Linked DNA regions of Homo sapiens: all the other regions are linked to region 2. A link is a contact called in ENCODE Hi-C or POLR2A ChIA-PET data. All regions are on one chromosome and are shown on one strand. Each heading gives the region's core, a stretch centred on a gene start or an enhancer-like site at or near the end of the contact. The rest is flanking DNA. Distances are from core to core; before and after follow the strand shown. Region 1 holds the start of CCDC88B (coiled-coil domain containing 88B). Region 2 holds the start of MAP4K2 (mitogen-activated protein kinase kinase kinase kinase 2). Region 3 holds the start of LINC02724 (long intergenic non-protein coding RNA 2724).

Evidence for each region. Hi-C counts contacts between places; a loop is a spot of excess contacts on that map. ChIA-PET counts read pairs that join two places held with the same protein, here RNA polymerase II (POLR2A). Pooled maps may share reads with other maps.
Region 1: a pooled map shows a loop between it and region 2 (3-fold over the local background). The contact joins the promoter of CCDC88B here to the promoter of MAP4K2 in region 2. A Hi-C loop is called at or near these places in 4 of 50 pooled maps. POLR2A ChIA-PET finds 5 or more read pairs at or near these places in 2 of 52 experiments (activated T-cell and naive thymus-derived CD4-positive, alpha-beta T cell).
Region 3: a loop to region 2 is called in a pooled map, with 3 times the contacts of the local background. The contact joins the promoter of LINC02724 here to the promoter of MAP4K2 in region 2. A Hi-C loop is called at or near these places in 1 of 37 single-sample maps with no recorded cell type and 4 of 50 pooled maps.

Annotation. Positions count from the first base shown.
Region 1 is chr11:64,338,783-64,341,482 of GRCh38, reverse strand. It overlaps CCDC88B (coiled-coil domain containing 88B), which reads right to left and starts at 1,279. Exons shown (of 27, transcript NM_032251.6): 1 at 1,157-1,279; 2 at 731-876; 3 at 465-576; 4 at 305-374; 5 at 155-213; 6 at 1-62. The coding sequence starts at 1,216. It overlaps LOC102723878 (a long non-coding RNA gene), which reads left to right and starts at 691. Exons shown (of 4, transcript NR_188518.1): 1 at 691-942; 2 at 1,405-1,583. RefSeq lists silencers at 591-640, 661-740.
Region 2 is chr11:64,801,964-64,804,463 of GRCh38, reverse strand. MAP4K2 (mitogen-activated protein kinase kinase kinase kinase 2) reads left to right here and starts at 1,250. Exons shown (of 32, transcript NM_004579.5): 1 at 1,250-1,410; 2 at 1,522-1,579; 3 at 1,811-1,901; 4 at 1,981-2,045; 5 at 2,343-2,398. The coding sequence starts at 1,315. MEN1 (menin 1) reads left to right here. Exons shown (of 10, transcript NM_001370259.2): 10 at 1-948. The coding sequence ends at 130. RefSeq lists silencers at 1,111-1,290, 1,441-1,620.
Region 3 is chr11:64,447,696-64,450,395 of GRCh38, reverse strand. It overlaps LINC02724 (long intergenic non-protein coding RNA 2724), which reads right to left and starts at 1,339. Exons shown (of 2, transcript NR_073177.1): 1 at 744-1,339; 2 at 1-499. RefSeq lists a silencer at 619-814, a cis regulatory region at 592-861 and an enhancer at 751-1,000.

The sequences.
Region 1 (2,700 bases), core at 30-2,529, 460 kb after region 2:
TCGCTCTGGACCTCGAGACTGAGGCCCTGGATGTGGCGGATGAAGAGTTCCCGGTGCTCACACTGAGGGGAGACAGGAAGGGGAGCTGGTGCAGGATCTCCCTCCTCTACCGCCAAAGCTCGACCCTAACCTTTCCTTCCCACCGCCGGCTCACCTGTACTGACGCTCCCAACAGTAGCCGAAGAACGCCTTCCAGCTGCTCCACCGCTTCTTCTGCAAGGCACATGCCACAAGGGGTTAACTGGGGCGGGGAAGGTAGAGTAGTGCGGGGGCAGAGGCAGGAGGGTGTGGGTGGGGAGAGCACCTGAGAGAGGGTCAAATCCCAATGTCTGGAGGTCTGGGGGTGGCGACAGGATCAGCAGCTGCAGCTCCTCCTGGAGGCAGAGAGGCAGACTATATGAGGCGCCTTCCCGAAGGGGCTCCTCTTCCCCTCCTGTCTCCGCCTTTCCCTCGAGACCCCTTACCTGGTAGAAGTCCCTCAGTCGGCCCCACAGGTGGTTCAGGTTCCACACTCGCCAGGCAGCAGGTCCGTCAAGGCCTCTGAGCATCCGAGGTCCCCCTCGGGAGCTGGGGGCACTATGAGCCGGAGGTGGGCTCGAGGACCCGCCTCCCGTCAACAGGCCTCGCCCACCGTCCCTCAGGCCCCGCCCACTGAGCATCAGGCTCCGCCCACCCGCTTCCCCTCCTCTCAGATCCTTCCCCGCCACCGCCCCGGCCCGATGCCCCTTACATGATGCCCAGCACCCGGAGGAGCAGGGCCCCATCGCTGAGGCGCAGGAATCTCTTCTCCAACCAAAGGGGCGGCTCTTCCTCCTCTTCCTCTTCTTCCCCCTCCGAGTCCTCCGCCTCCCCGACCAGCCCGGCCAGTCCCAGCGCCTGTGAGGAGCCCAGAGGGGTCAGCCGACCAGCAGAGTGAACCCTGAGCCCCTCCGACCTGCCCCAGTGAGCCCAAGCACCCCTTCTCACCCGTCCTCTGAGTGCCTCTGTCCCCTCTTCCCTCACCACAGCCCCCCACACCATATCTCCATCCCCCACATTTGAACCCAGCCCTCCCCTCCGGCCTGGTTCTGCCTCACCCTCCCCCGGCCAGCGCCAACACCAGCCCCTGGCTGGGGCTCACTTCCCCTCCCCAACCCGCTGCCACCTGCCCCCTCACCCAGGTAGCCAGACTCCCACTCAGGAAGTCTCTGAGCCTGGGCCCCTTGCCCCCCTCCATGCCCGGGTCGGGGTGCCCGTCTCACTGTGGCAGCTGCACCTGCCCTGAGAGGAAGAGGAAGTCCCCGAGTGGGGGATCCCGGGGCCAGCCACAGACACCCTGTGCAGCTTCCTCCTTCCGGGTGCAGGCGGGCCTGGGCAGTCTGAGTCCTACCTCAGCCCCCACCTCACCTCCCTGCATCCTCCTAGCATCTCTGCAGGGCTAGCCCAGAGGTTGGCGGCGGAAGGCCCACAGCTCCCCTGGCTCCATGGGCAATGACCGAACAGCCCTTCACCTCTCTGGGCCTTGTTTTCTCAAACTGAAACTGGAGAGGATGACCCCAGCCTGGGACCTTCGAGGGCCTCAAAAGGGCTCTGGGCCTTGCGTGGTGAGTTTGGTCACCCACACACCCATCTTCCCAAATGCCAGGCTTCACTCACTACAGCGTTCTTTCTTTTCCCTTCAGTATTTCTCAAAGTTACCCAAACCACATCCCCTGGGAAGCCTGGTTCAGATGCTCCTCCAAGAAGCCTCCCTTGAACCCCAGATAGAAGGGAGCATCATTCCTGTGACCTCACCCCACCCCATCCTCTATACACTCGAGACTGTTGTAGCCATACTAGGTGCTATGAAGGGGAGGGGATTTGACCTCGGCAGGATGATCAGGGAAGGCATCCTGGAGTACGCATGAGATCAGGGATGGCTGGGTTAACAGGGCAAAGTGGAAAGGAAGGGAGGGTATTCCAGGCAGCAGGAACAGAATGTGCAACTGCTCTGAGGCAGCTGGAAGCATGGTCAGCAAAAAGATTGGAAATTATGCATGTTTTATCTATTCCAAGATGCTTAATGTTCACGTTTCACTTTTTGTTTTGTTTTGTTTTTAAGAGACAGAGTCTGAATCTGTGACCTAGTCTGGAGTGCAGTTGCAAGATCACAACTCGCTGCAACTTCAACCTCCTGGGCTTAAGCAATTCTCCTACTTCAGCCTTCTGAGTAACTGGGACTACGGGTGTGTGCCACCACACCTGGCTAATTATTTTGCTTGTTTTTTGTACAGACAGAGTCTTGCTGTGTTGCCCGGGCTGGTCTCGAACTCCTGGGCTCAAGTGATCCTCCCGCCTTGGCCTCCTGAAGGGCTGAGATGACGGCATGAGCTGCCTCACGCAGCCCCCATTCTACACCTCTGAAGTGAGTTTACATGGTACAGTTGCTGTCTGGCTAGCTGCCGTCCCAACATCACTGTCAGGACCCACACCTGAAAAGCACCAGCATCAAATCCTTCAGAAGAGTGTCAGCAGCTTGGAAGAAATCCTAGAGGCAAGCAGAACCCTTTTTAGCCCTGGGACTCAAATGGTGGGAAACCCCAGGGGAAGGGAACCAGGCTTGTCAGTGACACTCCCTTTTTTTTTTTTTTTTTTTTTTTGGTGAGACGGAGTCTCGCTGTGTCTGTCGCCTAGGCTGGAGTGTAATGGTGCAATTTCGGGTCACTGCAACCTCCGTCTCCC
Region 2 (2,500 bases), core at 1-2,500:
CAAGATCAACTCGAGCGCCATCAAGCTGCAACTCACGGCACAGTCGCAAGTGCAGATGAAGAAGCAGAAAGTGTCCACCCCTAGTGACTACACTCTGTCTTTCCTCAAGCGGCAGCGCAAAGGCCTCTGAACTACTGGGGACTTCGGACCGCTTGTGGGGACCCAGGCTCCGCCCTTAGTCCCCCAACTCTGAGCCCATGTTCTGCCCCCAGCCCAAAGGGGACAGGCCTCACCTCTACCCAAACCCTAGGTTCCCGGTCCCGAGTACAGTCTGTATCAAACCCACGATTTTCTCCAGCTCAGAACCCAGGGCTCTGCCCCAGTCGTTAGAATATAGGTCTCTTCTCCCAGAATCCCAGCCGGCCAATGGAAACCTCACGCTGGGTCCTAATTACCAGTCTTTAAAGGCCCAGCCCCTAGAAACCCAAGCTCCTCCTCGGAACCGCTCACCTAGAGCCAGACCAACGTTACTCAGGGCTCCTCCCAGCTTGTAGGAGCTGAGGTTTCACCCTTAACCCAAGGAGCACAGGTCCCACCTCCAGCCCGGGAGCCTAGGACCACTCAGCCCCTAGGAGTATATTTCCGCACTTCAGAATTCCATATCTTGCGAATCCAAGCTCCCTGCCCCAAATAACTTCAGTCCTGCTCCAGAATTTGGAAATCCTAGTTTCCTCTCCTTCGTATCCCGAGTCTGGGACACAAAACTCCGCCCCCAGCCTATGAGCATCCTGAGCCCCGCCCTCTTCCTGACGAAACTGGCCCCGGATCAGAGCAGGACCTCCCTTCCGACCCTCTGGGAACCTCCCAGAGGTCCAGCCCATCTCGGAGCATCCCGGAGGAAATCTGCAGAGGGTTAGGAGTGGGTGACAAGAGCCTGATCTCTTCCTGTTTTGTACATAGATTTATTTTTCAGTTCCAAGAAAGATGAATACATTTTGTTAAAAAAAATATAAAGCGCAAGTCCATGTTTATCTGGGAAATTGGGGATGGGGCGGGGAGTGGAGCGCCCCCTCTTCCCTCTGTCTTCTGGCTCCCGGGACTTTGCGCTCCCTACCTGTGGAGCGCGAGCGACAGTGGCGGCGGAAGGACGTAGGCTCCGCCCCGGCCTTGGGGCTTCCCCGCGCCGCCGAGGGCCCGTCCCGCGGGCGCCTCCTCCCGGACTGGCGGTGGGGCATCCCCGGCGCGGCCCCGCCCCCGGGCCTCAGCCCCGCCCCCGCGGCCTCAGAGCCACGGGCGCCCGCCCCGCCCCGCGCCGCCCCGCGCCGGCTCCGCAGCTCGCGCCCGCCCGCCTGCCGGCCCGCCCGGCGCCGGGCCATGGCGCTGCTGCGGGATGTGTCGCTGCAGGACCCGCGGGACCGCTTCGAGCTGCTGCAGCGCGTGGGGGCCGGGACCTATGGCGACGTCTACAAGGTGCGACGGGACGGGCGGGAGAGCCGGGAGGAGGGTGCCAGCCCCGCACCCCGCGGCAGGATCTAGCCCCCGGCCCCGCCCCCCATCCCGCTTCACCCTCCGCCCCTGCAGGCCCGCGACACGGTCACGTCCGAACTGGCCGCCGTGAAGATAGTCAAGCTAGACCCAGGTGAGGGCCCGGGTCGGGCCTCTGCGCCAGAGGAAGGGCAGAGCGCCCGCGGGCGCGGGGTGCGGGCGGAGGGTTGACGTTTCCGAGACCCCTGAGAGGCGTGCCCCGGGAGGTGCTGTCACCTGCACCTGCCTGGCCCGGAGGGAGGCACTCTGTGCCCATTTTGCAGATGGGGGCACTGAGTCAGGGCAACCCCAGCGCGCCTTCCCCATGATGCTTTGTGCTTCCCAGGGGACGACATCAGCTCCCTCCAGCAGGAAATCACCATCCTGCGTGAGTGCCGCCACCCCAATGTGGTGGCCTACATTGGCAGCTACCTCAGGTGAGGCTGCCTTATCCTCCTGGCCCCAGGCAGCCCCCATGTGACCTGCTTTGTGCCCACCCCAGCTCTTTGTCCCTAGGAATGACCGCTTGTGGATCTGCATGGAGTTCTGCGGAGGGGGCTCCCTGCAGGAGATTTACCATGGTGAGGCCAGGGCTCCAGGCCCCAGCAGGCCCCAGCCTTCCCCCACCCCTACCCCACTGGGGTACCAGAGGGGACTCTGGGCCCTGGACTTGGGCTCCTCTCCACTCCTGCCTGGCTGTGTGACCTTGAGAGAAATACTGTCCATCTCTGGGTTCAGTATCCTAGACTAAACTGGGAGGGGACGTGGCCAACACCGCTTTCATTTAACAGTGCCTGCTGCTTTTCCCACACACGGTAGCCTGGGAGGGTGGGCATGACCCCCGGGCCCCCAAGCCAGCCTCTCCCTTTTCCTTTCAGCCACTGGGCCCCTGGAGGAGCGGCAGATTGCCTACGTCTGCCGAGAGGCACTGAAGGTAGCTGGGCCTGTGAGGTGCCCACACCTCTGGTCTCCAGAAGCTGTGGGCCAGGAGCCCAGATGACCAGCAGGGAGGCGGGTGGAGTGCCTCGGGTGGGGC
Region 3 (2,700 bases), core at 90-2,589, 350 kb after region 2:
GACCCCACCCTTCCCTTTGGGGCCCTGACTTTGGAGAAGGGACTTCCCTGGGCTGGAAATTTGGCCTTCTCTGGAGTCCTGCACCTTGTCTTCTGCCCTCTGACCCCTGGCTATAGAAGAGAAGCATTTCGTTAAATTCTGCCAAGGAATCCTGACTTTGCTTTAAATTGGTGATGCGTGGCCCTGAACTTGTCATTTTCCCTCTTCTAAGTGTCAGTAGTATTCAGTGACAGCCTCCCCACTCCACGTCCTTCTCACGGCTATTTTCCCATCTGTCTCTCAACATCAGTGATATTAAACGAGCCGGGCATCCCCGTCCACCTGAGTCCTGTCCCAGGTGACCACAGGCGGAGGCCTGAGCAGCTGCTCTGCCACCTCGTGCCAGGGGCCTCCGCAACGGGCTCCAGTCACCAGGGGCCAGCGGGGCATCCTCCTGCAGCATCCCGTCCTTGGGGCCAGCTTCCTGGGGCCCCTCCTGCTGTTCCCTGCCTTCAGCTGTCTGAAAACAGAGCCCAAGACAGGGATTTACTAGGGGAGGGCTCATCCTGGGACAAGCCGCCCAGGATGTGAGGGCAGAGGGGCGGGGAAGGAGAAAGGACTCGGTAAAGGCGTGGTCCCAGGGTAAATACAGCTCTGGCAGATATGCAGGGGGCCCTGGGGCAGAGGTATCGCCATCTAGAGGCAGGCGAGGGAACAGTCTTTTGTACAGTTAGCCGTGGGCTGTGGGCGTCGCCTGAACGTACCAGGTATTGTGGCTCCATTGGCTGAGGATGCTTCTCCAGCGAAGGAGGCAGGGAGCCGGGGAAGTGGGGTGGGGTCGCGACACCGACAGCAGCTGCCAGACCAGCCATGCTGCGCTCAGCTCCCTCAGGCTGTCACTCTTAATCATCATGTCACTATCTCTGGGGCGTGTCAGTCACCATCAACGACGTGTCCCCCAAGCTGCAGAGGACGCAAATCCAGCTCTCCAAGAGGCTCTGTTGGCCCTCTCCACATGGGCTTGAGGTCAGGGGTGGGGGCACGTTCGGACCGCCCTCCTGCCTCTCTGAAGAAGATCCTCCAAGTCCCGGCTCCAGCTCTCCGGCCTCTTTGGCAGCTGGGCGGGTGGCCATCCAGGAGGCCCGTTCTCCATGCCCAGTTTGGCAAGGCTCCTTGGGACGCCGGGCTCGCTGCCCCTGTTTTCTTAAAGCTTCGGCCCAAAGGGACCCAGAGTCTGAGGTTAACACTCCGTCATCCCAGCGTGAGCGGCGCCTGACTCCAGCTCTCGACTCCCCCACCTCCTATCCCCTGCGCCGGGCTCACCCTGCACTCCCACCTGCAAATCAGCAGAGCAGAGGCCAGCGCTCCCGACGTCCAGCACCACCCCAAGCGAGGCAGGGGGAGCTGAGTGGCCGGGAGCGCCATCTAGTGGGTGCCAGGGGCGAGTCCCCGAAAGAGACTGGAGAGCCACGACTCGGGCAGGGCAGGATGGTGTCCCAGGGAGGGCCGGGGCCCAGGCGCTGGACAGCAGAGGACATAAAGGGAGAGGCATGGGAGAGCGAGGAGCCAGGGTGCTTCCGGGGCGCATGAGCCCCACCCCAGCCTGCCCCTGCCCTCGTAACCAGATGACTCGGCTCAGGCAGGACACACCACGTCCAGTCTCTGTCCCCTCTCCAGACTCTTGGGAAAGTGTCACTTAAAATCCATTTGGGTCTGGTGTTTGCTTTATTCCAAGGAAAGGGGTAAGGAAAAATTCAGAAAAGGGGCGAGGGTCTCCCCTCTCCACAGTGGCAGTCAGGGGAATAGTGACATTCACCCCCTCCCCCAACCTGGTCTTGAACGTGGCAGGGAAGAGAACTGAGCCACCTGTCACCCAGAGGGGGAGGGGGAAGGTCAGAACTCCAGCCTTCCCACAGCAGACACGCCTGCGGGGCAGGAAGCAGGCAGGCTCCACGCAGTGTAGACATGTGCACTCACACGGATGTTAACAGTCTGGAAGAAACTGACCTGGCTGTGAATAGAGGCTCTCTCATGGGGAAGGGGCAGAAGATGGAGCTTTCACTTCTCCATTTATACACTTCTCCAAAATGTGGTGGGACCATGAGGAAACTGCACTTTCAGTTTTGATCTCTTTTTGTATTTTTTCAGTTAAAATGCAATTGGGAACAATGGGGTGTTAAGTGCCTCAGTGTGGAAGGCTGCGGCATCACCATTGAAATGCTGTATCAGACCTGGATTGGATCCACCCTCGACTCAGGGCTGTGCAAACTGGGACCCAGATCCCGCGCTGTGGGAACGGAGCCCTGCTCCGCTGTTTACATGTTGTCTCTGGCTGCGGCCTCGCTGTGACAGCAGAGTTGAGGAATTGCCACAGAGACTGTTATAGCCCACAAAGCCCAAAATATTTACTCGCTGGCTCTTTATGGAAAAAGTTTGCCAACTATCAAATTACAAGAAATACAGGGACTGGGGAGCCTGCTCAACAAAGCTAAGGGGACGTGACCAGCAAAATCCAGACTGCAGGCAACCATAGGACAAAGCGCCAGTTTCTTCAATACGTAATTTGCAACAGCAACCTGCTTACTAGAGGCCAGGAAGGGGAGGGGGAAAGGAGGGGATGAAGAAAGGTTGATGAGTGGGTACAAATACACACTTACATAGACGAAATAACATCTGGTGTTCAATAGATCAGTAGGGTGACATTAATCGATTGTACACTTC